Linked DNA regions of Homo sapiens: region 2 is linked to region 1. Evidence: chromatin loops called from intact Hi-C (ENCODE). Cell type or tissue: Caco-2. All regions are shown on one strand. Links, peaks and the distances in the headings refer to the core of each region. The heading gives the core; the rest is flanking DNA.

What was found. Peaks named below come from ENCODE experiments on the same cell type or tissue, not always from the same donor. Only the 100,000 strongest peaks of a DNase experiment are listed, where the experiment ranks them.
Region 2: a loop joins it to region 1, with 9 times the contacts of the local background. A loop is called at or near these places in 2 of 110 quality-filtered maps.

What each region holds. Positions count from the first base shown.
Region 1 is chr12:17,580,098-17,595,498 of GRCh38, reverse strand. It overlaps LINC02378 (long intergenic non-protein coding RNA 2378), which reads left to right and starts at 6,421. Exons shown (of 5, transcript NR_146522.1): 1 at 6,421-6,505; 2 at 9,214-9,268; 3 at 10,977-11,037; 4 at 11,132-11,276; 5 at 13,563-13,676. It overlaps LOC124902888 (a long non-coding RNA gene), which reads right to left and starts at 6,310. Exons shown (of 2, transcript XR_007063231.1): 1 at 6,116-6,310. In Caco-2, for the core only: a CTCF peak has its summit at 6,340 (motif pointing right); a DNase peak (open chromatin) is centred at 6,338.
Region 2 is chr12:16,381,312-16,395,397 of GRCh38, reverse strand. It overlaps a transcript of MGST1 not described here. Among named protein-coding and RNA genes, the nearest start is that of MGST1, 41 kb to the right of the region's middle. RefSeq lists enhancers at 11,854-12,446, 12,447-13,040. In Caco-2, for the core only: a CTCF peak has its summit at 9,147 (motif pointing left); DNase peaks (open chromatin) are centred at 9,167, 12,247 and 12,557; H3K4me3 peaks cover 647 bases.

The DNA.
Region 1 (15,401 bases), core at 2,675-10,674:
GCATCTTTCTACAATTTCCCTACAATCTGCTATGCTAAAAATTTTTACCCTTCTCAAGTCATTTTCATTTTCCCCTTTTTAAAAGTTACTAATGAGCCTTTAATCGGACCTCAAATCAGAAAGCCCTTCCCAACGGCTTTATCCGCTTCTTGATTTATTGTCTATGGCATTCAGTATATCATGATGTAAGCTCCATAAAATCAAGCATTTTGCCTCTCTTTGTTATGACTGTATCTCCAGTCTTCTAGAATAATGCTTATAGACAGGTGGCATGAATTAATGAATCAAAAAATAAATGAATAGGTTTCAGCTGACTTCATTTGTATACAAATGCATGGGAAGAATAGCACACATTTAGTGTCATTTTCTTCTACAACTGAATTAATGGATCAATAGCTCTATAATCTGGTTAAATACTCAGAAAAACTATTGTGTTTATCTTTTATACTCATCTAACAATAAGTAAAGAATAGGGAGCCATTTTCGTTTTTCTAGCATTGACCTCCAAATTTGGGGTGTATCAATAATTTGTATTTTTAAAAAATAAGCATTTTCTTTTTGAATTTATATGTAAAATGAGAAATTTAATGCACCTAATAAACATGTTTATTTACAACATATATTAAATATACATGTGTGTGCTTGTATAAATTTATATATAAATTATCTCCCTCAAATAAGGTATATGATGAGTATGAGTCCATTTGTTTTAACGTTGGGTGGGAGAGAAAAAAAAATAATAAGAGAAAAGAGAGATGAATGCTTTCAGTTATTAAAAACAAATGCATTTGCTGTTACGTGTTTTTTGAAAATTTCAAATTTTCAAAATAACATAAAGGATTTTTAAGCTATATCTACATAAATTTAAAAATTTAATTTGTTGATGAAAATTATTTTTTCAAATTTATACAAAAATATGAAGGTTTAATATTTTATTACAAAAAACTAATACTATTTTGTGATATTATTGTAAAATGCTATTAATATTATAATGTTTTCCAATCTCAGGCAATTGTTATTATAGTAAGAAAAAATGTATCCAATCTTAAAAAGGTTTAAATACATAATATAAGGTCTAAAATAAAATATAATTAAATTAACATTATAAATGACTGAGGAAATGACTGAGTGGGAGCTTTACTCTCAGATATAATTCAAAAACAAAGGTCCAACAGGGGTTTCCATGTAACAGGTCTAACAGAGAATTATAATCAAGGAAATATGCTATCAACGTTGCCATCTTTGTAACTTTTTAACGTTTCTTATTTTGCAGGGTATTTGTATCCAGAATATATATTTTGGCCAAATGCCAAAAGACCCAGTGTTAAAAATATTATCATAATAAAATAAATTGTTGGTATTCACAATTATTAATTTTAATACAATTTTAACCACAAAGAATATTAAAATGTCAATATTTGAATGAAGTAGAGGAGCAAATATTTATTTGTACCATTAGCTGAGATTACTCCTTAGATCAATGTGCTGCACATTTGCCATTCTAAATAAATGCTCATTTGCAAATGAATTTGGTAGAGAAGAAAAGTATTTTGTTGGCTTGCTCTGTCAGCATCCACTATTGTGCAACATTATTTTGCAATAAAGGCATTGAATACAAACAACAACAACAAAACTAAACTAAGAGAACTTTAAGATCATTTCAGTCTTCTATTTAATTAAGCAATTTTATTCTACTTCTAAAATGATGATGAGTAAGATGATGCATTTCTATTAAGTATACTCTTTTGAAGGTTATTAGTGAGAGCTGGTATCTGCTTGAGGTATCTAATTTTTCTATGCCACTTTCATTTTTCTTCATTCTCTCTATGCTGTTCATTATATCTGACTCAAAGATGATTTGTCATGAATGTTACTTTTAAATGATTTAGGATTTTCTTCTCAATGAAATTTTGAGACTGAAAGTTGGTTCTTTGCTTTTTATCCTCATAAGATGTTTTAAAAAACTATCAGTTATAACTGTTTTCTAGAAAGATTCATACTCTAAGTATAAATAACTAGCTAAAATGTGTAGAGTTTATATGTTGTTTAAAGTTAATAATGTTATTACACCTAGTTACATAACAATAAAAATCATGAGATAATCTAATTTTTATTTTTTTCTAGTATTATCTAAATTACATAAACATTTGTTGGCTCAAAAGTATATAATCTTTCTAAAGATTTTTATATAATTCACTTTCTTAGTATTCACATTAACTCTCATTTCACTATTTATCTATTTCAAAGTCCTTAATTGTTTTTGAACATACAATTAACAACTTCACCCCTGTGAATTATTGTAGCATTTTCTATTATAATTAAAAGTAAACATATATAACCAATAACTAGTAGAATGTCAATGCAAAAAGTACCTTAGAACTAGTTTTACTTTCAATTTGATCTGGAATACCTGCCTATATTTGAATATGCATATTCAGATATTAACTATATATAAAATGTCACACTTGCTTTTATTGTTGACACTAGTATACTAATTGGCTATAAAAGTACCTACGTGATTGTACCATCAATGATGAAATATAGTTCATAGGGGCTAGAACGGACATAAACTAGATATTCTGTGATTTGGTTTTCCAAAGCCCAGACCTGACACCAGACCCAAAGCAATTAAAAAAAAAAAAAAAAAAACCTAGATTTGAGCTGAACACCCAAACTAAAACTACATCCCAATGCACCATTAGCCGTTTTCTTAACTTTCTGTTTCAATCTAGCCCTAAGGGCAAGTTCCTCACTGTGAAAAGTGATCAAGTGATTATTTCCCAAAGGCTTTAAATGAGGTTCTTTATAGGCCCAGGAAAGAGGTCATGTGGGCCTAGTAAATTGTTAGATAATGTGCAGCCAGTACTGAAATGTGACCTCAAACGTAATGTGGGAAAAGGCGGCCAAGAGGAGGAAATGAAACAAACTGATTTCCAGAGCCTAAGAGTGTGAGAAACCAGTATAAAGCAGTAGACCCTTTGATTGACTTTGACCCTGCACATTTAGGAGGAGGGCAAATACGACACTAATAAATATTGAACACTTAACATATGGCAATCACTGGGCCAGACGACTTATTAACTGCAGAAAGAACTATGTAATTTATGTGCCCCGTGGAAAATGAAAATTGGGGGGCCCTATTCAAACATTATTAAGAATTTCCATAGAGCAACAGGAGAGCATTAAACTAACTGCAGGGCTCCTCTAAGCACAGGGTGCTGTGCTGTGTGTGTAGGCAGTTCCCATGTCCACGAAGCTGGCTCTGATGGTTTGTCACTGGTGCCCTCACAAATGCTCTGTAGCATATTCTATTATCCCTCTTCTATGGTTAGAAAACTGAAGCTTAGAAATATCTATTATAATTTTCTCAAGTTTACACACCATGCAAGCGACAAAAACAGGCATATATAAAAATAGCCTGTTTTATTTTAGCAGGTGATATGTTTTAAAGGCTCATAAAGCACAGTAGAGGAATTATATACACCATCTTAAAAATATGTATTTACTGTTCATACACTGTTCATTTCTGATCATCTCTTGATATATTCTCATATATATCAATATATGAGAATCTCATATAGCATAGCAAACACACTTCCCTCTGCAAATGCCCTGCTAATACTTTTCCAAATTAGAGTGTGGTTATACATTCAGCGGATAGAATACTGCACTACAGTTATGATAACGAGAGCAGTCTTTGAGTTTTTCAGCATTGGTATACAGTTAGGACTCCATTATCAGCAAAGACACAGGACTAGAATGGTTGAAGCTGAAGATTCAATGGACTGCTTCATGGATGGTCCTCCAAAAGTTCATTAATATTGAAAGCCAGTGTAATTACTCTCACAAAATCCCATGATACTTGCAAATCTTATTTTTTTTTTTTTTTTGCCAATTTTTCATTTCTGTTTTGTAATAGAGAGGTGGCCTTTTGCCCACAGGAGCGCACCCCGTGAATCACCAGCACTTGCACTGTGCCACGGAAGGGGAGCTGCCATATTATTAATTTTTTTTTGAGGAAGGTAAGTGAGAAAGGACATGCTGTAAATAGCATGTGACTTCCCTCTGAACAAATTAGGTCCTGTGAATTGCATAAGTGAGCAAATCTAATTTTAGTGAACAAAAGAAGCTGGGAGATGCTGAGTGTAATTTTTATGTAAAAATAAGAAGTCTCCAAAGACAACTCTCTTTAAACAGATGAATGCAAATTACCAAAGTCATCCAAATAGAGAAGGTTGATTTATGCATTTTCCATTGTATCCTTCAACAAAAAAAGCTTTTTCTGTTTCCAAATAGTATGCATTTGGGGTAAAGTTTCACTTTACGCACCAAGAATGGCTGAGAGAAGAGAGCTCCAAAGCAGTCATGTAGAGAAATTGTTTCTCTATCTTTTTTTTTCTAGAACACAGCTTCTGCCAAATAGTCTGTCCAACTGTCTACTGTATCCACTTTTAGCTACTTGAATTTTAATTAAAAGTTTCAATGTTATATATCAGAATATATGATTAATTCTCCATTGGCACCCTATGTCTTCAGCAGAGGGCAGACACGATAAGAGAAAAATCAATTCTGCTTGAACATAGCTGCTAAATTCCCAAATCGACACCAGCCATTTTAGAAGATGGGTCTTATTCCATCACCCTCACAGCATTGTCAGTGCTTACTAGTTTAGTTGTAGCTTTCAGTGCACAAATATCTTAAAACTGCCAGTGAATTGTTAACTACTAATACAATCCTTAGAGGATTGTCTGGTTCAAGACAATGTGCTACTTGTATGGTTTTCACTACTCCTACAGGGTTTCTTCTTCTCCTGTCCTCTTTCCAGTATGGGCCTTTCTAACAGCAGCTTTTATAATCTATAGCAAGAACAAAGGAGTGTAATTCTCTCTCTTTATATATTCCTGTATGTGTGTGTTTGTGTGTTTTCATCCATATACCCATATTAATTCAAGAAGCATTTAATGAGTGCCAGCTACTTAAACCAATCATGCTTCTAAGAACCGAGGATCTTTCAGACAAAATCTCTTGGAGCTTAAAGAGTAGCAAGTGACATTTGTTGTTAGTAAAATAATATTTTTAATTACTTAACTGGCAAATTTTTGTCACCCTAGTACTGTGCTTTCACCTTAAAACCCAGGCTTTCACCATATGTGATTATTTTGGAGACCTTCTCATGGTATATGCTTCAAGTTTTTTGTGACTTTCTCTGTTTCCCTTACATCTAGATTGCCTTTTTTTCCTTTTAAAATGTGTAAATAAAATGTCCCCAATTCTCTATCTTTATTGGTTCATAATTTTAATTTTAAAATAAAACAGCTTCAGTATTTAATCCTGTAACTTACATGAAATTCATTGTCCACCTTCTCTCAAAAGATTTTTAAGGGTAACTAGAATCTTAAATTTCCATGGTTACATCTCACTACATTCCTTTTACCTCTGAATTTTCAGTATATATTTTTGTGTTGAATCCTATGGATCCTAGCCACTTTCCTTTTTTTTTTTTTTTTTTGTCTCTTTACTTATGGAATTTGTTATTTCTCCTTCATTTTCTAAAGGTTTTTTCAAGGCTTTAACAGAAGTTTGGGTATAATTATTAAGAATCACTATAGTATAAGCACAGTCTAGAAACCAATTAAATTTTCTCTGTGTTACATATCAATTTGGTAAGGACTATGTAATTCCTGCCATGAGGTGGAAATACTGGATTCTTCTCTTGGCCCTAAGTTTCGTTTATTGACCTGTTGTTGGTCCATCTCTCTAGAACTCTCGGCTGAGCTTCAGGCCTTACATTCAGTATGTATTCTATCTCATTGTTGGCATTTCAAATGTATCTCAACTTCATATATCTAGACTGAATTCATCATCTTTCTTTCCAAAACAGGCCTTCTCTCAGTATTTCTTATCTAAGTAACTTTGGTAATTTTGCCATTTGTTTATTGCTTAAAAATCAGTAACCCAGTCCAGTCTTAGAACAATGTTATCTTCAATGCAGCCCAAAATAAACAGAAATTAAAATATTTTAATCTTTAAGCTCTTTCAAATATATCAGGTGCTACAAGTACATTGTTAAATAAAATAGATATTTAATCACTGGAGTGCATTGGCGCGATCTCACCTCACTGCAAGCTCTGCCTCCCAGGTTCAAGCCATTCTCCTGCCTCAGCCTCGTCACCCAACCACTAGACTTCAGAATCTCCCAGAAGGTTCTTTTTTCTTCCACAAATACATTTTCTTTCAACCAAGGTGTCCTATTCTGACATTGTCTCATTTTACCCGTATTGTGCTTATTTCCTGCTCTACATGCCTTGTCCTCCAGGAGGCTCCAGCTAGTCACTATGCAACACTCTTGCTCCATTGTGATGAGGGAGCGTTTTTCTTCTTCTAATGCCCGTTGTCATTTTGTTGCAGTATCTGACTTCAGCGATTTGTCTTCTTGTCTCAATAAGTGTAAGAAGTGGGTAGAGGATGGAAAGGGAGAAGAAAGGATTAAAGTTAAGCCTGAATGGTAAGAATCCTCTCTTCAGATACCCATATGTAAATAATGTTTGCCCCATCAAATGTCTGTGTGTCTTTCTCATCATTATATGTTCTTTTAAATTGGGATTGTGTTTCTGAAACCTCAGTGACTCAAATGTTTGCTGAATGAAGTAGCAAATGTCAAATTTCTGCTGGTAGGCATGTTCCATTATTAATTTGCTGCGATGTGTATTAGTTTGTAGCTCCAATATGTGTTTTTGAGTCTGAGAGGAGTTCTTTATTTGATTTTTGTCTTGTAGAAAACAAAACAACAACAAAAAAACTGTGACTTTTTGTTCTATTTTGAATCGAATGTAATAGAAAGCAACTCACTGCCTCAATGTATCTTCCCTGACATCTGCCAGTTTCTCTAAAGCTTACAATGAGAAGGCCTCTCTCAAGGGTTTTAGATATTTTAGATTATTTTGAGATCACATGCATATAAATTGTATATAATGAAACATAGTTTAAATACTTTAAAAGTATTCTACTTTCAAAATTGCAAAATAAAGTTGCTATTCCTGAATCACTTGGGAAGATGTTGAATAGAGAGGCTTTATGTATTAAGTATATTACATACTTATAAATATTTTAAAATCTTTTATACATTGAAATATATTAATTATAACATTATCTTCAAAATACCAGAACACAGGAACTTAGGAGTTAAAATCGAGGGAAATTATATTCTTTACCTACTCTAATGTGACTTAATTTTGCAAAAGTATGTAGACAGTGGGAAAATGTTCATACTTTATGTGTTATATTAAAGAGGAACCATGGGGGCATATTAAGTCATATATAGGTGCATATTTCCTTAATGTCAAAAGTTCAAATAAAATATCTAATGTATGTACTTTTTAATATTATTTTACTCCAGAATCTCATTATGTTTCATTATATTAAAATAATGTACTGCATTTTGTTATGTGATTTGTGTTTTCTGCTTCCTGTTTTTCTCTCAAATGTGTGAAAATGCTTTGTGTCACTAATTTTATCTTCATTCTGATGTCTCATTAGTAGGTATTATTTTCAAAGATATATGTTTTTGTATGGAAGTAAAGATGTAAACTATTCACTTCCCATTGTTTCTAAAACATCGTTATCGTCCATGTTCAAGCAGAAACACATTGTTTAATTGTGCTAGCAGCATTTGCACAAAAAAGCTTCAACCCCCAGCTCTTCCACATAACATTCTGAGGATTTCATGGCCCCAGTTCTCCATTTTAAAAATACAGTTAGAGGATAATTTTGATACCTTTCAACCCTTAACTTTGACAAAGAAAAAAAGGTATCACTTAACCATTTTGTTGATATTTTATTTGTACTCCCTTTTCCAAGAGGAGTTAAGTTAGATAAAAAGATCAGCAGGATAGGCCTCCAGGCTGAGGCTACCCAGGATTGGACTCAATGTCTGGAAATCACTTCTGTGATTTTAATATGAGTTGAGTTTCTGATCAACAGTTTTGCAGGGATATAAATGTCACACATTGTACATGACACCCCCCCCATGTCAGCCATTATAAAGATATTCTATACTGCCAATATTTTAACATCAATTAATCACTGTACTTCTAAATGTGTTGAGTTGGTTTTATTATGTTCACAGTGTACTGATGATTTTATTTATTCAACAAATGTTTATTAAGCACGTAGTACAAGTCGGTCACTGTGGTAAGTTTTGGGACAAAGCTTCTTACCTCATATGCCTGATACTATAATGGGTAGACACTAAATAATAAACAAATTAACACAATAATTATAAAACAAATACAACATTGAAGTGTAAAGTGGCTGGCAAAGCTAATTAAAGCTAACTAGCAGTAGCTTTCACATAAAGATCATAAAATATATTAAATAGTGGGTTGAGCTATATTCTCTACCAAGAATATAAGAAGCCGAATCTTTTGAAAATTAAAGAAGCACATTAGGGAACGTGGCTGTAGGAGTGTATTTAACTATCCCAAGGTACAAATAAGTACAAAGAGAAAAGGTTCTTTTTTAATAGACTAAACTAGATTAAGAAAAAAGTTTCAGAGATATACATTAATAATCAATATGTATTATTAATATTTAATTAGCTTACTTGCAACTGATGAGTTTGTATATTGTCACCTGAACAATAAAAAGACAAAAATGAGGGATTTCATTCGTATTTAGCTGCCAAGAAAATCTTTTAGACAATTTATTATTTTTGATGGTAGAAAAAAGGGAAGGAAGAGGCCGGGCGAGGTGGCTCACGCCTGTAATACCAGCACTTTGGGAGGCCGAGGCGAGTGGATCATGAGGTCAGGAGATCAAGACCATCCTGGCTAACACGGTGAAACCCAATCTCTATTAAAAATACAAAAATTAGCCGGGCATGGTGGCGGGCACCTGTAGTCCCAGCTACTCGGGAGGCTGAGGCAGGAGAATGGCGTGAACCCGGGAGGTGGAGCTTACAGTGAGCCAAGATCGCGCCACTGCACTCCAGCCTGGGCAGCAGAGCTCAAAAAAAAAAAAAAAAAAAAAAGAAAAAGAGGGAAAAAAAAAGGAAAGAAAAAAGGGAAGGAAGAAAATGGGATCTTTAAAGTCTGAAAGTTAAAGTTGGTTTGGGGGACAGTTAAGGAATATATATTATTGATCATGTTTAAATCTCTCTACATTTTTATCTCCAATTTACTTTGTTGTTCACCATAATATTCTCTTCACTTCTAGTTTCATTCTCCACCTTAACATGACCGCATCTACTAATAGCCAATAAAATGAATTGGTGAGTTGTTTTGTTTTTATATCATTGGCTTTGTGGTCTTTTCCTCTGTTCAGGCATTAAACAAATTACTCTTTCACAGAAACCATTACTTTATTTTCTTAGTCTTATTTATATTGATTATGAAATAATCAAATTATAGTATCAAATGGACAAAATTTAATTTTTTTAAAAGGCCTCAGACATATTCACAATAAGAAGGTGTAATTAGTAAATCTGCAAATCAATGGTATATTTATGCAAAGTTGACTCAAAACGGTGCTTCCATGTTAGAGAATTAATTATGCAAGTCTTCGTCCAATCTGGGCTCATTCTTGTAGGACAGTAACAAACGCTACCAGAGTTCACTGAAGCTTAGGACTCTCTTTTTAAAGATATTCGAAGTCGTTTGGTAACATGAGAATTTAGAATGACAATAAAAATGACTCATTGAAAGGCAAACAATATTAGAGATAAACCCTTTTTTGATTTAAATAATTGATAAAATGTATGTGATATATTAGGCATTCTAGTATCAAATCCCAATCATTTGTCATCAGTTGATTGACAGACACTTAAAATAAAATTATTATACCTGTGTTTAGATAATAGGTTTATTCTTGTTCCCGGTTCACATCTTTTTTGTATCTTGTTTCTACCTTAAACTGGTAAAATTATTTAGTTTTTCTCTTTCATCCAAAAGAATTGTCTACTTCTAGAATCAATTATAATAATATATAATATCTAATATTGGTATCTAATAAAATGTTTATAATACAGAAACATTCTACATATGAATAATTCTTAGAACATCTCAATAAAAGAAAAATAATTCTAAAACTTTATTAATGAAGAGTCATTACTTTTAAGTAGAATTAATCCAGTTTTCTCAAAATCTATTCAGAAAAAGCATTTACAGCTTGTCAGAATTAATTTAAGCCTTACTTGTATAGTTTTTATTTTTTACTTGTTTCTGGTTAATATGCCTGAAGAGCTGAGATCCAAAAAAATAATTTCTGCCATAGAATCAGAAAAAACAAAACAAAACAAAACTGGGGATGAAAATCAAGTGTAGGCATTACAAATTAACTTTCTTGACCATTTAAAGATTTTAGATAGTTCTTAGGAAATATTTAATTTTGAGTAGAACGTTTTGTGACTAGGCTTACTAAGATAGTTAATTTTTTTAAATCAGAATAACTAGATCAATTGCCTTGTTGCCTAAAATCTTAAGTTTTTTGGCCAAGCTGATGTTGGACAATTTTTTCTGCCAATTTTGAATAATAGATGTTTACTGCTTTTTTAAGCCCCTTCTAAACCTATAGCACCAACAAGGAGATTATATTTACATTTATTTATTTAAATTCAGCCAACATTAAGTGAGCTTCCACTTTGTGGCTAGCATTGTGTTAAGTATCTGCAATACAGAAAAGAAAATAATTACAGTCCATATGTCCAAAAAACTTATAGAAATTAAAACATTTTATTAGTTACGTATGGCTGTTTAACAACTCACTCCAAAAATAAAATGACTTAAAATGACAATATTAATTTACTGTAGCTCATAGTTTCTGTGGGCCAGAAAATCAAGAGTGGCTACACTGAGTAGACCGGACTTGGAGTCTCTCATGAAGTCACAGTCAGATTAGGCTAAAGTGTCTGACAGTGTCCATGTAAATGGCTAAAATGTTAATGATGGTGTTTATGGAGTTCTTTGCTTCTTTCCTCCTAGGCCTCTCTACTGGGCTGCTTGACCTTCCTCATGACATGGCAGTTGGTTTTTCCCAGAGCAGATAAGTCAAGAAATCAAAACAGAAATGACATTGGATTTTATGACCTAGCCTAAGAAGTGAAACATTATCATTTACTTTGTATTCATTTTATCACACAGGAACAACCATGATTCAATATGTGAGTAGGCTATACAGGAGACAGGAACCATTGGGAGCCATTTTGAACACTCTCTACTACAGGATCAAAAGCAAATAATTACAAAACAGTACATCAATGCAACAATGGCATTATATGTAAGGTAAATACATAGGACAGAATAATAAAGTCATAACTGAATATGAAGACATGATAGAAATTCTAATTAGGTATTATACTGGAAAAATATAAATGTCCTCAATAAGTTGAAATAGAGTATATGTATGTTACATTTTAGAAGTAAATATTATTTGTTTTCTATTCAATACTTCACTACAAAAATAAGTTAAACTATACTGTATTGCTAGTTACAGAAGTAAAGGTTGAATACAATTTCTTTAGTACAATTTTTTTAGATTCTTTATTCTAGATCACAAAAACTTTGACAACTTTTTTTTTATTTAAGAACATAGTGCTGAACATATCTTTAAGAGCAAAAAACCACAAATTATAATTTGACAAGAAATAGAATGGTGACTGTAATGAATCATTTTCTTACTGCCTTGTTTAATGTTAATAAAAATTAACTAAATAAAAGCTGAAAATAGCTTACAATTCAACACTTGTTTGAAGGAACAGGATTTTTGTGATCATCCATTATACATCTAAATGACTTCTATTGATACATATTAATCAATACTGGGCATATTAGCAGATTGTGTCTTTGGAATAACTTCTATACCAAGCCTAATATTTTTCTGATAATCATTGATGCAATTAATACATTCAGATGAAAAGTTTTAAAATAATTAATACGCACTTTTTTTTTTTTTTTTTTTTTTTTGAGACGGAGTCTCCCTCTGTCTCCCAGCCTGGAGTGCAGTGGCGCGATCTCCACTCACTGCAAGCTCCGCCTCCCGGGTTGACGCCATTCTCCTGCCTCAGCCTCCCCAGTAGCTGGGACTACAGGCGCCCGCCACCACGCCCGGCTAATTTTTTGTATTTTTAGTAGAGACGGGGTTTCACCGTGTTAGCCAGGATGGTCTCGATCTCCTGACTTTGTGATCCGCCTGCCTCAGCCTCCCAAAGTGCTGGGATTACAGGCGTGAGCCACCCCGCCCGGCCAGCACATTTATTTTTAAGAACAAATAGAAAACAACACATATAAATATACATATATACATATATTTCATGTGTCAGTAAGCATAATAAATCACAATAATAATGATCATACAATATTGGAGATATATATTATTTTTAAATTAAATGTTGTAGTCAAATTGGTGAAATGTTCAGCCCAATGTTATGTTCTCAGTTTGTACAATTAAAATGAGACCAGGTTTCTGTATTCTCATTCTTATTACTCTTTCAACAGTCAGTTCTAATGAAGATGACAGCCATCATTTAAATACACATCATTAGGTAAAGAACATAAATGTCAATAAAACATTTTCTATTAAGTAGCAGGCTGATGGCACCATAAAAATGAAAATTTTTCAAGTTGTAAAATATAGTCAAAGTCATAATGGAGTACATTAACACAGTTTGGCATTCTCTCCGTATTCCTTAGTGAACTGAAAAAGAGCTTTAATTAAAAATGATTTTGATTGCTTTACGTTTATACTGCAAAAGATGTACAATGTTTTCCAAGAAACTCTTCTTTACATGAAACTAACTTAGATAGATGTACACTACCTCTCAAATAGCTTCATTCATTTTTCTTTGAATTTTAAAAATTTCATTAATTGGTATTTATTTGAATTTATGTCACACAGAGGGCTTGAATTTGTGTGTACATCAGTGGCATGTTAATTCCACTTTAGCCCACATGTGTTAGTTGATGTAGTAAAATGTACATTTTTTACAAAACAGTACATATTTCAAGGGTTTGCCTAGTAAATGGACTCAGAAACAAGGTGCCAACTTTGTTTTTACCTTTCATATTGCTTCATTCATAACAGTAATATATGATCCTCCAAATTTGCCCAACATTATTTAAACTGAATTTTCTAAAAATAGAGATCTTTTGAGGTTTTCTTGTTTTTTAACTATATATCCATGAATACTTTTAGCTGTATGATACAAATTAGCAACAAAAACAATTTTTAAAAAAGAATTGCTGCTACTGACAAATTTAACTTCAAGGAAATTTCGTTTACAATGGGAAAGCAAAATGGATGTTTCGGTCCTAAATTAGATAACTGTACTACCTTTAATCTTGAAAGAGCGTTATTTTTTCAAAAATTATAGATTAATGCTTAGAATTTATTTAGAAGATATTTTCAATATAAGTCAGGAAACACTTATATTTTAAGGGTGTATGACAAAGAAATTAGATGCCTATAAATAAAATATAAGTCTAAATCAATTTGAGACAAATTTAAAGACTAATATAAACTTGGTATCTAGCTTTGGGAAATATCCCTTTATTCTCTTTTTTTGTCTTGAGCATTAATATAGAATTTTGGAGGGAAATCACGAGAAAACTGAAGACATCTGTCCACCAAGAAAAGCACAAAAGCTATAAACTGAAGATAGATATATTTTCAACTAACTGCAGTCTTCAAGTAAGCAGCTGTTATTTTAAAAAGCAGAAGTAGAGATACAGAGCACTACGATCTCAAATAGAATTGAGATTTAAAATTATGCATAAGGAATTAACATACTTTAATCCTAAAGAAAGAGAAAAAATATATTAAAGGTCATCGTGACTAGAACCTTTAATTGGCAAAAAGCTTGTATTCACACATCTTATCAGATGATTTCCATTTGTGAGCCATTCTTGATTCTAATTCTCATTTCATTATAACAAAGTTATAACAAAAAGGAAAACTACCACATTTCAGCAAATCAAAAGATAACCTCAAATATCTCCTTCACCTCCATCCTTCAATTGTTGCTTGAAGGAATTGTACACCCAAAAGCACATATACACACACTAATATAAGTACCACTAAATGCCATGCAGTATCATCTATGAGGGAAACACTGCCACTCAAATACACAGAGTTGTAAATATTCTCATTTATATTTTTGTCATTTTATAAACATTTCTGATATTAGCATCAAGAAAACAAAGGAACAAAAATAACAGTTTCTAAATAAAATAAAAAAGTGTAAACTTAGAATGTCTATGATTTAACAAATAAAAATTTTTCTCTTCCTCCCTCTCTCCTTCCTTCCCTCCCTTCCTCCCTCCTTCCTTCCTTTTCTTTCCCTCTTTCTCTTTCTTTCTTTTTCTTTCCCTTTCTTTCATCTGTCTTGCAAATACTCTTCTTATCCCTGATCTATTCATGTGTTCTCACCTGGGAAGAACAAAGCTTTACCTTTATATTACAACAGCTAAAATAGTTCACAGGAAATTAACTGAAGTTCCTTGGAAATTTTTCATGTTCAAATACTTCAACTTTGTGTTCAGATATTCTATTTACTGCCTTGGGCACTGTTATTTACCCATTCTGAATTAGGTTGCTTCATCTATTTAATGGGAATAAAATAACAATACCTAGAGATGGCAGTTGTGAATCATACAAGTTTTTGTAGATCTTCTTAGTATAAGATTAATAATTCTGTTTTAAACACATTATCCAAAGTTGCAACAAAAAATATGACTAGAATGCATTCTCCAGTTGTAAATTTGGCAATCAACTCTGAAGGGTTGTGTTCAAAAAGAAAATCCATGAATGTCAGTTATGTATGTATGTTTGGATAATAGAGATGATGTATAAAATATATCTAATGCAAACCAAGCAAACTTTTAATTTTTATGTCAGCACAAATAACTCCCTATTGTAAACAAGAGTTACCTTCTATAGTCAGTAAACAAGAAAGGTTGACATATTTTTAAATCTAATAAATAAATAAAATATCTAATGCAATGTTAAGCATATATTAGTTGGTCAATATTGTTTGTAAACTTGAATTTAAAACTCTTCATAGAATCATGTGTTCTAACATCTTACTCTCTCAAGGAATTCCTACTACAACCTCAGTGCATTTAAGTACATGTATGTAGTGGGAAGCTCATTTTCTTAAGACAGAGGCTGTTGCATTATTAGACAATTCTAATTGCTGATACATTCTATCTTAAGTTGAATTCAAATATATGTTTCAATAATTTACACTCATGAGATCTATTAATTCCCTGTGGAGAAACAGACAACATATTTATTTTCTCTACAATAGTAGTCCTTTAAATATTTGAAGACAACATCCATCTCTCTAGCTATTCCTTCACGTTTTACAAGATTTTAAAATACATTACTTTTTTATTTTTTAGTGTGTAGTC
Region 2 (14,086 bases), core at 6,087-14,086, 1.2 Mb after region 1:
ATTTTAATTAAGATACTGCATTACTATGCTGGGTTAACGCATAGATCAATGTAACTAAATGTAGAGAGGTCAGAAAAGTACACGGACATATATGGATACTTCACATATGGCAGAGGTTTATTGCAACTAAGTGAAAAATAATGGACTTTTAAATAAATGGTGATGAGAAAATTGGATCCCTACCTTCTAATATATATATAAAAAATCCTTCCCCAGCATTATGACCTATATGTGAAAAATAAAATTATAAATACTTTAGAAATTAATGTAAATATTGTTATAAACTAGGAGTATTATAAAATTTATTCAGAAAGCACCAACCCAAATATAAAATATATTAAAATTAATTACATTAAAATGAAAACCTTATCAAAAAAATTGTAAAGCATGTGAAAAAACAAGCTGTCCATTGAGAGAATATATTTGCTATACATAAAATTGATAGGGGCTAGTTTTCAGTATATAAAAAAAACTATGAATCCATAAGAAAATCATGAATAAGGCCAGGTGCAGTTGTTCACACCTGTAATCCCAGCACTGTGGGAGGCCGAGGCAGGTGGATCACCTGAGGCTAAGACTTGGAGACCAGCCTGGCTAACATGGTGAAACTATGTCTCTACTAAAAATACAAAAATTAGCCAGGCATGGTGGCAGGCACCTATAGTCCCAGCTACTTGGAGCCTGAGGCACAAGAATTGCTTGAACCCAGGAGGTGGAGGTTGCAGTGCAGTGAGCCAAGATCATGCCACTGCACTCCAGCCTGGGTGACAGAGCAAGACTCTGTTTCAAAAGAAAAGAAAAGAAAAAAGAGAGACAGAGAGAAGAAAGAAAGAAAGAAAGAAAGAAAGAAAGAAAGAAAGAAAGAAAGAAAGAAAGAAAGAAAGGGAGAGAAAGAGAGAGAAAGAAAGAAAGGAAGAAAGATAGAAAGGGAGGGAGGAAGAGTGAGAAAGAAAGAGAGAGGGAGGGAGGGAGGAAGAGAGTGAGAAAGAAAGAAAGAAAGAGAGAGAAAGAAAAAGAAAGAGAAAGAAAGAAAGAAAATGATTAATAACTAAATAGAAAAAATTGGCAAACAAACTAAATGAACATTTCCAAAAGGCAAAACTCCAATGGCAGAAAAAAAAGAAAAGATACTTGCCACAATAAAAAAATAAATTAATTAAAACTACAATGGGATACTATTAATCATTCACTAATTTGAGAAATATGAAAAGTTCTAACAGCATCAAGTGTTGATAAAGATACGGAGCAACAGGAACTCTCACACTTCTGTGGAAGTGTTCTTTAATGCCATCACTTTGGAAAATAGTTTGTAATTACCTAGTGTAATTGGAAATGTGCATATTCTACAGTCCAGTAGTTAGGCCATATAGTCCAGAGAATAGATTTTATGTTAGCATAAGGACACATGTACCTGAATGTTCGTGCCAGCATTATTTATAATAGCAAAAACTAGAAGCAGCCTAAATGTTCATAAACTGGATAAAGAAATTGTGGTCTAGCAATATAGTAGATTACTAAACAAAATGACAATAAAAGACTATACCATTTGATTCAGATTGGGTTTGAATGGAGTTTAACTGATACAGTATCCTGGTAGTTTAAATACATTCCTGGTGTTGAAGTGTAGCAGATACCTCTGGGCCACAGGTCTAAGGAAGGAAAATCAAAATAGTGTGGGTAACATAATGAGCGCAACAGGCTTAGTGCACTGTTAGAATAATATCTGGAATCACAGTGTACTTTCTTTCCTCAAACCCATGTCCCTCAAGATCAGAGGGCATCAAAGGTTTATAACCGTTTTAATTACATCCATCAACTCTGTTACCTGCTGTTTCTCTAGGCCTTGAGTTTGATGAAACAATGTTCCAAATCTGTGGTTTTTCCCTTGCACCTTTGCTGCTACTACTGTCACCACAGTGGCAGTGATCCCAGACTCACTGCTGTTGTGTGAGCAGCCTCTCGTTGCAGGTTTTGCCTGCCCTGAAAGGCTCTGAGAGTGTGGCTATTCCTCCCATAACCTCCTCTTTCACTTTACTCTTTTGGAAATGAGGAAGGAAACTGCAGGAAGCTAAAGCTGCTTCTCTTTCATATGACAGGGTAGGTTTCTCTATTCTTGACATTTTTGGGGAAAACTCTCCTACCACTGTCACCATTCACAGATTTACTGTGAAGCTAAGGAAGCAAAAATATCAGGGCCCCCTTATTTGCACAGGCATCTTCCAAAGGCCTGGCAGGGGCTCTGGCAATGTGTTTATGTGGTCATATGTCTCTAAACAATTTACAAAACTAAAAACAGGAAAGAGTTAAGACCACTGTCTATTCTCATTTTAACTTCCCCCTTATAAAACTTCAACTCATGATGGGTGACATTAGAATGGCCAAGAGCATTTTCTATATATGGTTAAGGGGAACTTGAGCTGGGAGTGCATTTCTAAGGTGTTTTAGTGGGATATAGATAAATGTCTATACCTATCTACCTACTATCTCTCTAGGTCCCTCTAGATAGATACAGATACAAGTAATTATATAATAGATATAGACAGTTATATATATACAAAAATGTATATTTCAATCTATCTATATATCTATCATATGTATACAGATATATCTTTGTATATATCCAGATAGATATATCTTTGTATATATCTAGATAGATATAGAGACATACAGAGATATAGAGACAGGAAAATAACTTGGCCGTATTCCAAAATGACTAGAAGACTATAAAGCCATATCCCAAAATGACTATAAGACTATAAGCAATATCTGTTTTTCTTATTTCTGGAACAAAAGTGAAGGACTGGAGTTGAGATTATGACTTGAACATATATTATTGTGTCAGGCATTCAAACTATGTACATACTGGGAGAAAAATGAAACTGAAATGTATGGAACTACCAGTTAGCCTGGGGAACATTCTTCCAGAAAGTTTACAGATAAAGAAATTTGATAGAAATCTTTCTAAATTTGTCAACAGTCCTAAAAGTTTGCATGATATTACTGAGAAAGTAATAAAACGAAACTTTCTGAGAGTGCCAATGAAATTAACCATGCTAGAGGCTAGTGGAAAGAATTATCTTGTTCTTACTATAGGAAATCAAATTACACAATCATCGTCATGTGAAGAGGCAATCAAAGAAGACGCAATGCAAATACGCAAAAAAGAATTCTAGAGATAAGATTGACAAGTAAAAATATTGCTCTTCAAAGCTGGAAGCTTCACATCACCCAACTTCAAATGATATTACAGGGCTACAGTAATCAAAACAGCATGGTAATGGTACAAAAAGAGACACATAGACCAATGGAACAGAATAGAGAGCCCAGAAAAAAGGCCACACACCTACAACCATTTGGTCTTTGACAAAGCTGACAAAAACTAGCAATGGGAAATAACTCCCTATTTGGTAAATGGGGCTAAGATAACTGGCTATCCATATAAAAAAGATTGAAACTGGACCCCTTCCTCATGCCACATACAAAAATCAACTCAAGATGGATTAAACACTTAAATGTAAAACCCAAAACTATGAGAACTTTGGAAGACAACCTAGGCAATACCTTTCTGGACACAGGAATGAGCAAAAATTTCATGATGAAGATGCCAAAAGCAATTGCAACAAAAGCAAAAATTGACAAATTGGATCTAATTAAACTTAAGAGCTTCTGCACAGCAAAATAAACTATCAACTGAGTAAACAGACAATGTGCAGAATGGGAGAAAATATTTGCAAACTATGCATCTGACAAAGGTCTAATATCCAGCATCTATAAGTAACTTAAATTTACAAGAGAAAAACAGACAACCCCATTAAGAAGTGGGCAAAGGCATCAATAATACACTGGATAAAGAAAATGTGGCACATATACACTATGGAATACTATGCAGCCATAAAAAATGAGTTCAAGTCCTTTGCAGGAACATGGGTGAAGCTGGAAATCATCATTCTCAGCAAACTAACACAGGAACAGAAAACCAAACACTGCATGTTCTCACTCAAAAGTGGGAGTTGAACAATGAGAACACATGGACACAGGGAGGGGAACATCACACACCAGGGCCTGTCGGGGGGTGGGGGGAAAGGGAAAGGGGAGGGAGAGCATTAGGACAAATAAATAATGTATGTGGGGCTTAAAACCTAGATGATGGGTTGATAGCTGCAGCAAACCACCGTGGTACATGTATACCTACATAACAAACCTGCTCGTTCTGCACATGTATCCCAGAACTTGAAGTAAAATTGAAAAAAAAAAAAAAGAAGTGGGCAAAGGACATAGACATTTTCCAAAAGAAGACATACATCTGGCCAACAAGCATATGAAAAAAGTTCAATATCACTGATCATTAGAGAAATGCAAATCAAAACCACAATGAGATTTCACCTCACACCTGTCATAATGGCTATTACTAAAAAGTCAAAAAATAAAAGATGCTAGAGAGGTTGTGGAGAAAAGCGAACACTTATGCACTCTTGGTGGGAGTGTAAATAAATTCAACCATTGTGGAAAGAAGTGTGGCGCTTCCTCAAAGAGCTAAAAACAGAAATACCATTTGACCCAGCAATCCTATTACTGGGTCTATACCCAGAACAATACAAATAATTCTACTATAAAGACATACATGTGAATGTTCATTGCAGCACTCTTTACAATAGCAATGACAGGGAATCAACCTAAATGCTCATCAATGACAGACTGGATAAAGAAAATGTGTACATATACACCATGGAATGATGTACATTATGTAGCCATAAAAAGGAATAAGAACAAGATTGTGTCTTTTATTGGAACATGGATGGAGCTGGAAGCTATTATTCTTAGCAAACTAGCACAGAAACAGAAAACCAAATACTGCATATCCTCACTTATAAGTGGAAGCTAAATGATGAGAACACATGGACACAAAGAAGGGAACGACAGACACTGGGGCCTACTTGAGGGTGGAGGGTGGCAGGAGGGAGAGGAGCAGAAAAGAATAACTATTGGATACTAGGCTTAGTGCCTGGGTGACAAAATAATCTGGACAACAAACCCCCAAGACATGAGTTTGCCTATATAGCAAATATGCATATGTTTAGAGTTTAAACAAATACTGTTTTTTTCTATAATTTGTAGCATGTGTTAGCTTTCTAAAGTGGACAATTTTTTTAAAAAATTCTCTACCCAGTTTAATATTTTAAATTGTTCTTTTTTTTTTTCCCCTGAGGTGCCCTCAAATTACATAAGGTTTAGGCCCCATAAAACCTGTATATGCCCCTGCCTCTATTACATTTCCTAACCAGAGAAATGTGTAAATGTCAGTCTTTGCTGGAGTTATTCTGACAAGATGTATTTAGGGCCTCCCTTTTGGAGCGCTTGCCACATAAATGTGAACATATCAAAATGAGCCTTCGTGTGTGAAATTTCAACCCTCTGACGGATGGAGCTGCAGTCTGTATTGCACTTCAACTCCCTTTTCACAAGAGCATTGCTCTCTTTTTCTCTTTTTCTACTTACGCAATCCTGCCTCACTCTTCATTACAACTTCCCCTTGGGAGCACCTGATCCAGTGCTTCTGGCTCTCATCACTCTATTTTGCCTCTACCGAGAGATCTCATGCCTCACTCCCAGCCACCTCTGCAAGCTCTTACTATGAAAACTCCAATATTGCTCACTAAACACGTGTTCATACTTCAAACCCCAATGAGTCAGCATCAGCTAATAACACCCTTCTTTCACATTCCAAACTCTCCCTCCATCTGGAATCCTTGCTTCTCTGTAGTCCCTCCTATGAGGTACTCATGTCATATTGCTGCACCTACCAGACCAAGGAAATCCAGGGAAACCCCATTTTTCTACTGGCTATCCTAAGAAGGGCAGGGAAAACCCAATATTTTAAATTGAAATTTCAAGAGTTTGGAATTTCAAGAGTAAGCAATGTTCCGTGCCGTCAATTTGACCCGACCCATGGAATCACAAAAAAGACAAAAAGAGACCTTATTTATTTTAGTTCAACTACAGTCTGGTTTAAATGGTCTTCTATAAGCAAAACAGGACACTTAACCACTATTCTCAACATTATTTTTAGGCAAGTTGTGCTCTTGCATTACAAATAACTGGCTCAATAAATGACTGTTGAGATACAAACTGTTGATGCATCGAGTAAACAAACTATTTCTTTTCAGTTTGTGAAGCTAAAATTTCCTTCTGTTATTTCTGTAATTGGAGCTGGTTGCTGGGTAAGCCATCACATTATCTATCACCTAGGTGTCACTATGGCTAATTATTAAAACGAATCCCAGTGCAAGGTATTTACCATCCCTATGCCACCTGTATTTGTCTTCAGATACGCAAAGTGGCACTTTACAAGATTAACTTAATTTCCCCAAGAAGGTTCAGAAGCTGAACTTCAAGAAGCATTCCTTCTCTATTGCTGTTGCTTCCTGGGATCATCCATGGTTTTCTGTTTTAAAGTGGCCTTCATCTGAGATTCAGTGTAGTTGCTCAGTGGAAGGTCCAGGCCTGGCCTAGAGCAGGAGTTCTGGAAGGACAGAGTACAGCTCCTGCCACATTACAAGAGTCTCCACTCAAGTCTCCTAAAGCTGCCTTAAGCCTCTCCAGTTCCTCGAGGTCCATTAGTTTTAATTTAAGGATGTAGAACTCAGCCTGTGATAATGCCTAGGCCAGTGTCGCTTGAAGGGTTCCACTAAGTGTTTCCAGTGTGTCACAAAATAAATACAGAAATTGAGAGTAAGCATTAAAAGGACACTTATAGCCAGCTGATATTGCTGTGACAACCAAGCATATAGTTAATTAACTGGTTTTAATAAACAGGGAATACAGTAGACACCAGTTATCTGCAAGTGTATATTTCAAGAGTCCAGTTGATGCCTGAAACTGTCAATAGTATCAAATCCTACTGGTAACAACTGGCCCCTGCCAGCTAGTGTGAGCCACCTTCAGCTCCGTGACGATGCTGGTGTAAACCAACCCACTGGGTTGCAAGTCATAGAAAAGCAAACAAGTAATATCCTAGGCCTCCACGTTCACTCCCCACTCACTCACTGACACCCACAGCAACTTCCAATCCTGCAAGCTCCATTTGTGATAAATGCCCTATACAAGTATACCATTTTTAATGTTTTCTACTGTATTTCACTATACCTTTTCTATGTTTAGGTACACAAATACTTACCATTGTGTTACAATTGCCTACAGTATTCAGTACAGTAACATGGTTGGTGCAAAAGTAATTGCAGTTTTTGTCATCACTTTTATGGCAAAAACCGCAATTACTTTTGCACCAACTTAATATGTCTATATACAGTCATGTATTGCTTAACAACAGAGATACATTCTGAGGGATGGATTGGCAGGTGATTTTATCTTTGTGAAAACATCATGGTGTGTACTTCCACAAACCTAGATGGTATGGCCTACCACATACCTAGGCTATATGGTGTAGACTATTGCTCTTAGGCTACAAATCTACGTAGCATGTTACTGTACTGAATACTGTAGACAAATTGTAGTGCAATGGTAAGTATTTGTGTATCTAAACATAGAAAAGGTACAGTGAAATACAGTAGAAAACAGCAGGGTGCGGCGGCTCACGCCTGTAATCCAGCACTTCAGGAGGCCAAGGCGGGCAGATCATGAGGTCAGGAGATCGAGACCATCCTGGTTAACACGGTGAAAACCCGTCTCTACTAAAAATACAAAAAATTAGCCAGGCGTGGTGGTGGGCGCCTGTAGTCCCAGCTACTCGGGAGGCTGAGGCAGGAGAATGGCGTGAACGTGGGAGGCGGAGCTTGCAGTGAGCCGAGATAGCCCCACTGCACTCCAGCCTGGGCAACAGAGCGAGACTCCATCTCAAAAAAAAAAAAAATGGTATACCTGTATAGGGCATTTATCATGAATGGAGCTTGCAGGATTGGAAGTCACTGTGGGTGAGTCAGTGAGTGAGTGGGCAGTGAATGCGAAGGCCTAGGACATTACTTGTTCGCTTTTCTATGACTTGCAACCCAGTAGGTTGGTGTGCACCAGCATCAACATAAAGAGGGGAGTAATGCTTTGCACTATAATGTTAGGACAGCTATGACATCACTAGGTGATAGAAATTTTCCAGCTGTATTATTATCTTATGGGTCCACAGCCATATATATGCTCCATCATTGACCAAAATGTCATTATGCAATGCATGACTGTGCTGTTTTTTTTCCCATTTATACATGTATGTCATGCACTATGATAAAGTTTAATTTATAAATTAGGCACAATAAAATAAAGATTATAAAGTTTGTAAAGTTTAATTTACAAATTAGGCACAGTAAAAGATTTAACAGCAATAACTAGTAACTAATAATAAAATAGAACAATTATAATATGCCAGCATTACTACTCTTGGACTTTGGGGCCATTATTAAGTAAAATACATGAACACAAACACTGCAATGCCACTACAATCGATCTGATCACCAAGCTGGCTGCTAAGTGACTGACAGGGTGGACAGTGTATATTGTGCAGAGACGCTTGATAAAAAGATAATTCACATCCCAGGCCGGATGGAGTTGGAAGTAGATTTCATCACTCTACTTAGAGTGGCACACAATTTAAAACTTACGAGTTGCTTATTTCTGGAAATTTCCATTTAATATTTTTGAACTGCAAGTGACCATAGGTAACTGAAATTGCAGAAAGGAAAACTGAGACAAAGGGGGCCTACTGTACACAGTTTGGGTGTTCGCAAACTCACACAGTGAGCGGCATACTGGTCATATACAGTAACATCAGGCATTGGCCTGCAAAAGATCAGAAGTAAAAACTATTTTTTAAAAGCTAGCTCGTAATTCTTCATGACAGATTGTTTTAGAAGCTTCGGTCTCAGTATTGAGAGTAGGCTGGGAGGCAGGAAAAGTTTAATGATGCAAGTTGGAAAGATCCCAGGACCTCTATAGAGATAATCCTGATTTCTGCACAGTCTGAGTAATTTTCGGCATTGCCATACCCTTGCACTCTAAATCCATGTGCTAGGGCTAAGTTGTGCCGAGTCCTAGCTTGGGTGACATGCCGCTATAAACTGCTTCTTCAGAGCCTGCGGAGCACTTTCCTTCTATCCAGCAGAGTAGAAATAACTTGCCGCGTGTACAGCACTGATGTCCAAAAGAAAAGTCACACAGGGACATCTAGTGGCAATGGGAAATCACCGATCTTCTCCAAAAGAGCTCAAGAATTTCCAAACCACAAACTGCTTGGATACTTTGGACTGGTTTATTGACCAGTGCAAACCTCGCAACCTAGCAAATTTGTCACTGCCTCCGAAGGCAAACAGGCATACAGGGAACTGAAATAGAGCTGGGTAGCCCTGGCCAAAAGGAGCCCACACCTAACGAGCCACTGAAAGACCAAATGAAGCAAAGAGTGAAGGCAGTAGGCAGATTCTTTAGGCAAGTGTGCTGAGAAGAGGGTAGATAGGAGACTCTCATTTTATGGGCAATTACTTCAATACTCTCTAGTTGGCTGTCAAATAGACTTGACTCTTAAGAGGTAGAAAAGACGCAAAACTCCAAAAGAAACTGTATGTATTAAAAGCAGCCCTCCAAACTTGCTGATCTATCAATTAGCATTTGCAGAACTCTTAATGAGAGTTACTTGTGAGCTCCACAGTATCGTGCCAAAGACAAATCAAAGTTAGCCACCCAGATTGAGGAAAAAAAAAAAAAAAAGAAAGCCCTTTGAAAAGAGACGGGCTTCTCCTGGGCTTTGATGGTAGGTCTGAAACTAAAAGAGATACAGTTGCATCAGATTATCATTGTTTGAAACAGACTTTTTCCCAGGCAGATGTGCAAATAAATTGTTAATAAAATAAGTATAAATTTAGCCGGTAAAAATTATAGTGGATTTTACTTGAGAAAAATATTGAAAGCATATAACCACTGATTTTTGCCATTTCTATGTGTAATAAGATCAAATATTATATACAATTCATGCACACAAATGTAGTTTTAAAGAAATCATGTGATTGATGTAACCTCAGAGTTCTTCCTTCACTTCCAACCTCCCTCCACCTAATGACAAAAGAAATTTTAGACTTGCCCCATTCACACTGATTACAATGGTCCATTGCAGCAGAATTCATATTGCAGTTCAAACTATTTCTTATTAAAATTTCTCTTTTCAAGATTCTCCTCCTCTCCAAAATAAAATTTGGGCACAATAAGAACTTTATACTGGGGAGGCGATCTTTAGTTCCAAATTATATTTCTTCCCTGGCTTCTGCTTCTCTGAGTTGCAAATAGTTTCTTCTGATCTGTCCTATCTAAATCCATTCTAGCAAGTCCACGGTGGGTGAAATCCATGGGCTGTTTTCTCAGCATATCTAGCACCTGATACTATTTCCCCTTTCCCACCTAACTCCTGTTCCTTCTTTGGCCTCTACCGTTACTCTACAACTCCACCTATAGTCTCTGCTGTAACCCCAGCTAGAGTTATCCCTCACTACAGGGATCCCTGTGATAGGCCTACTGCTTCGCAGCCATCAGCTGCCTTCTGCATCCCACAAGGAGCATGTCAGAACTCCAGGAAGCTGCGTACAAAAGTACGTCAAGAGATACTTAGGGGTTTTCTCTCTGGAACTCACCCCTGCAAACTACCTGACCAATATTACTATGCTTTTGGGCATCCCCTATTGCACTTAGGTGCCCTGTGATTGGGATTCTTCCCAGAGTTTGGTATAATAAGTGAGATATATTGGTTTTCTAGAGCAATTCATACCAAATTACCACAAACTTAGCGGCTTAAAACATAAATTTATTATCTCCCAGTTCAGGAGGTCAGAAACCTGAAATCAAGTTGTTGGCAGGGTTGGTTCTGTCTGGATTCTCCAGGGCGTCTGTTCCTTGCCTCTCTCCTACCTTCTGGTTGCTTGCAACCCTTGGCATTCCTTGGCTTGGGGCTGTGTAACCCCACTCTCTGCATCTGTCCTCACGTGGACTTCTCTCTGTGTCTCTGCATCTGTTTCCCCTTCTCTTCTAATTATTTGCCATTGGATTTAGAGCCCAATCTAATCCAGAATAATCTCATCGAGATAACCTTAACTTAATTATGTCTGCCCAAACCCTTTTTTCCACAAAAGGTCACATTTATAGGTTCCAAGGATTAGAAGTTGGATACATTTTGGGGGGCAGGAGGGCACATTTAAATCAATTACATGGGGCATATCCTTCAATAGGGTGCCTATCTTCTCACAAAGGCCAGAGATGGGTAAGTTCCCTCAGGGGACCCCAGCAGTATCCCAACCCAAGATCCATTCTCTCTGAACCCCCTCTTTTTGTACCAGAGGAATTTCTACTTTTTGTCCCTTTTCAATGAAGAATTCCCCCTGTTGCACCTGTGTTAATTCCTATTTGTGGGCTTCTTGAATAGAAAATGCCTCCTCTCCTCTTCCCTTTGGTAATAAAGTCTCAGGGCATAGTGTTAATGAAAAAAAATGCAACAAAAACCTGTATGGTTTAAGAAAGAGATTATGCCATTTGTAATCATATTTTAAAATAATATCTGTATTATACATGTGCAGACACACACAGAATAGTATGTTATATTATGATATTGTCCCCACATGGCAACATCTTAACACAAACTTTAAGAAAGAAACTCAGGTCCGGGTATGGTGGCTCACGCCTGTAATCCCAGCACTTTGGGAGGCCAAGGCGGATGGATCACCTGAGGTCAGAAGTTTGAGACCAGCCTGACCAGCATTGAGAAACCCCATCTCTACTAAAAATACAAAATTAACCAGGTGTAGTGGCACATACCTGTAATCCCAGCTACTCAAGAGGCTGAGGCAGGAGAATCACTTGAATCCGGGAGGCAGAGGTTGCGGTGAGCTGAGATCATGCCATTGCACTCCATCCTGGACAACAAGAACAAAACTCCGTCTCAAAAATAAAAAGAAAAAAGAAAAGAAAAGAAAAAGAAAAAGACTTGGAAAAAAATATATAAATTTTTACCATGTATAAAAATGTAATCACATGGACCAACTGAAAACAACTCAGAAAAACAAAACTCAGACTTACATATAAAACCTTCCTCTGTGGAGTGCAAAATATTTTAAAAGTATTAGCTCAGAGAGAAGCCAAGATGGCCGAATAGGAACAGCTCCGGTCTACAGCTCCCAGCGTGAGTGAGGCAGAAAACGGGTGATTTCTGCATTTCCAACTGAGGTACCAGGTTCATCTCGCTGGGGAGTGCCAGACAGTAGGCGCAGGTCAGTGGGTGCAGTGCACCGTGCACGAGCCAAAGCAAGGCGAGGCATCGCCTCACCCAGGAAGTGCAAGGGGTCAGGGAATTCCCTTTCCTAGTCAAAGAAAGGGGTGAGAGACGGCACCTGGAAAATCAGGTCTCTCCCACTCTAATACTGTGCTTTTCCAATGGGCTTAAAACAAGGCACACCAGGAGATTATATCTCGCACCTGGCTCGGAGGGTCCCATGCCCACGGAGTCTCGCTCATTGCTAGCACAGCAGTCCGAGATCAAACTGCAAGGCAGCAGCGAGGCTGGGGGAGGGGCGCCCACCATTGCTGAGTTAGTTGTTTGATTAGGTAAACAAAGCGGCTGGGAAGCTGGAACTGGGTGGAGCCCACCACAGCTCAAGGAGGCCTGCCTGCCTCTGTAGGCTCCACTTCTGCGGGCAGGGCACAGACAAACAAAAAGACCGCAGTAACCTCTGCAGACTTAAAAGTCCCTGTCTGACAGCTTTGAAGAGAGTAGTGGTTCTCCCAGCACACAGCTTGAGATCTGAGAACGGGCAGACTGCCTCCTCAAGTGGGTCCCTGATCCCCGAATAGCCTAACTGGGAGGCACCCCCCCAGTAGGGGCGGACTGACACCTCACACGGCCGGGTACTCCTCTGAGACAAAACCTCCAGAGGAACGATCAGGCAGCAGCATTTGCGGTTCACCAATACACACTGTTCTACAGCCACTGCTGCTGATACCCAGGCAAACAGGGTCTGGAGTGGACCTCCAGCAAACTCCAACAGACCTGCAGCTGAGGGTCCTGTCTGTTAGAAGGAAAACTAACAAACAGAAAGGACATCCATACCAAAAACCCATCTGTATGTCACCATCATCAAAGACCAAAGGTAGATAAAACCACAAAGATGGGAAAAAAACAGAGCAGAAAAACTAGAAACTCTAAAAATCAGAGCGCCTCTCCTCCTCAAAAGGAATGCAGCTCCTCACCAGCAACGGAACAAAGCGGGACAGAGAATGACTTTGATGAGTTGAGAGAAGAAGGCTTCAGATGATCAAACTACTCCGAGCTACAGGAGGAAATTCGAACCAATGGCAAAGAAGTTAAAAGCTTTGAAAAAAAAATTAGATGAATGGATAACTAGAATAACCAATGCAGAGAAGTACTTAAAGGACCTGATGGAGCTGAAAACCAAGGCACGAGAGCTATGTGAAGAATGCAGAAGCCTCAGTAGCTGATGCGATCAACTGGAAGAAAGGGTATCAGTGATGGAAGATGAAATGAATGAAACGAAGCGAGAAGAGAAGTTTAGAGAAAAAAGAATAAAAAGAAATGAACAAAGCCTCCAAGAAATATGGGACTATGTGAAAAGACCAAATCTACATCTGATTGGTGTACCTGAAAGTGATGGGGAGAATGGAACCAAGGTGGAAAACACTCTGCAGGATATTATCCAGGAGAACTTCCCCAATCTAGCAAGGCAGGCCAACATTCAAATTCAGGAAATACAGAGAATGCCACAAAGATACTCCTCGAGAGCAACCCCAAGACACATAATTGTGAGATTCACCAAAGTTGAAATGAAGGAAAAAATGTTAAGAGCAGCCAGAGAGAAAGGTCGGGTTACCCACAAAGGGAAGCCCATCAGACTAATAGCTGATCTCTCGGCAGAAACTCTACAAGCCAGAAGAGAGTGGGGACCAATATTCAACATTCTTAAAGAAAAGAATTTTCAACCCAGAATTTCATATCCAGCCAAACTAAGCTTCATAAGTGAAAGAGAAATAAAATACTTTACAGACAAGCAAATGCTGAGAGATTTTGTCACCACCAGGCCTGCCCTGAAAGAGCTCC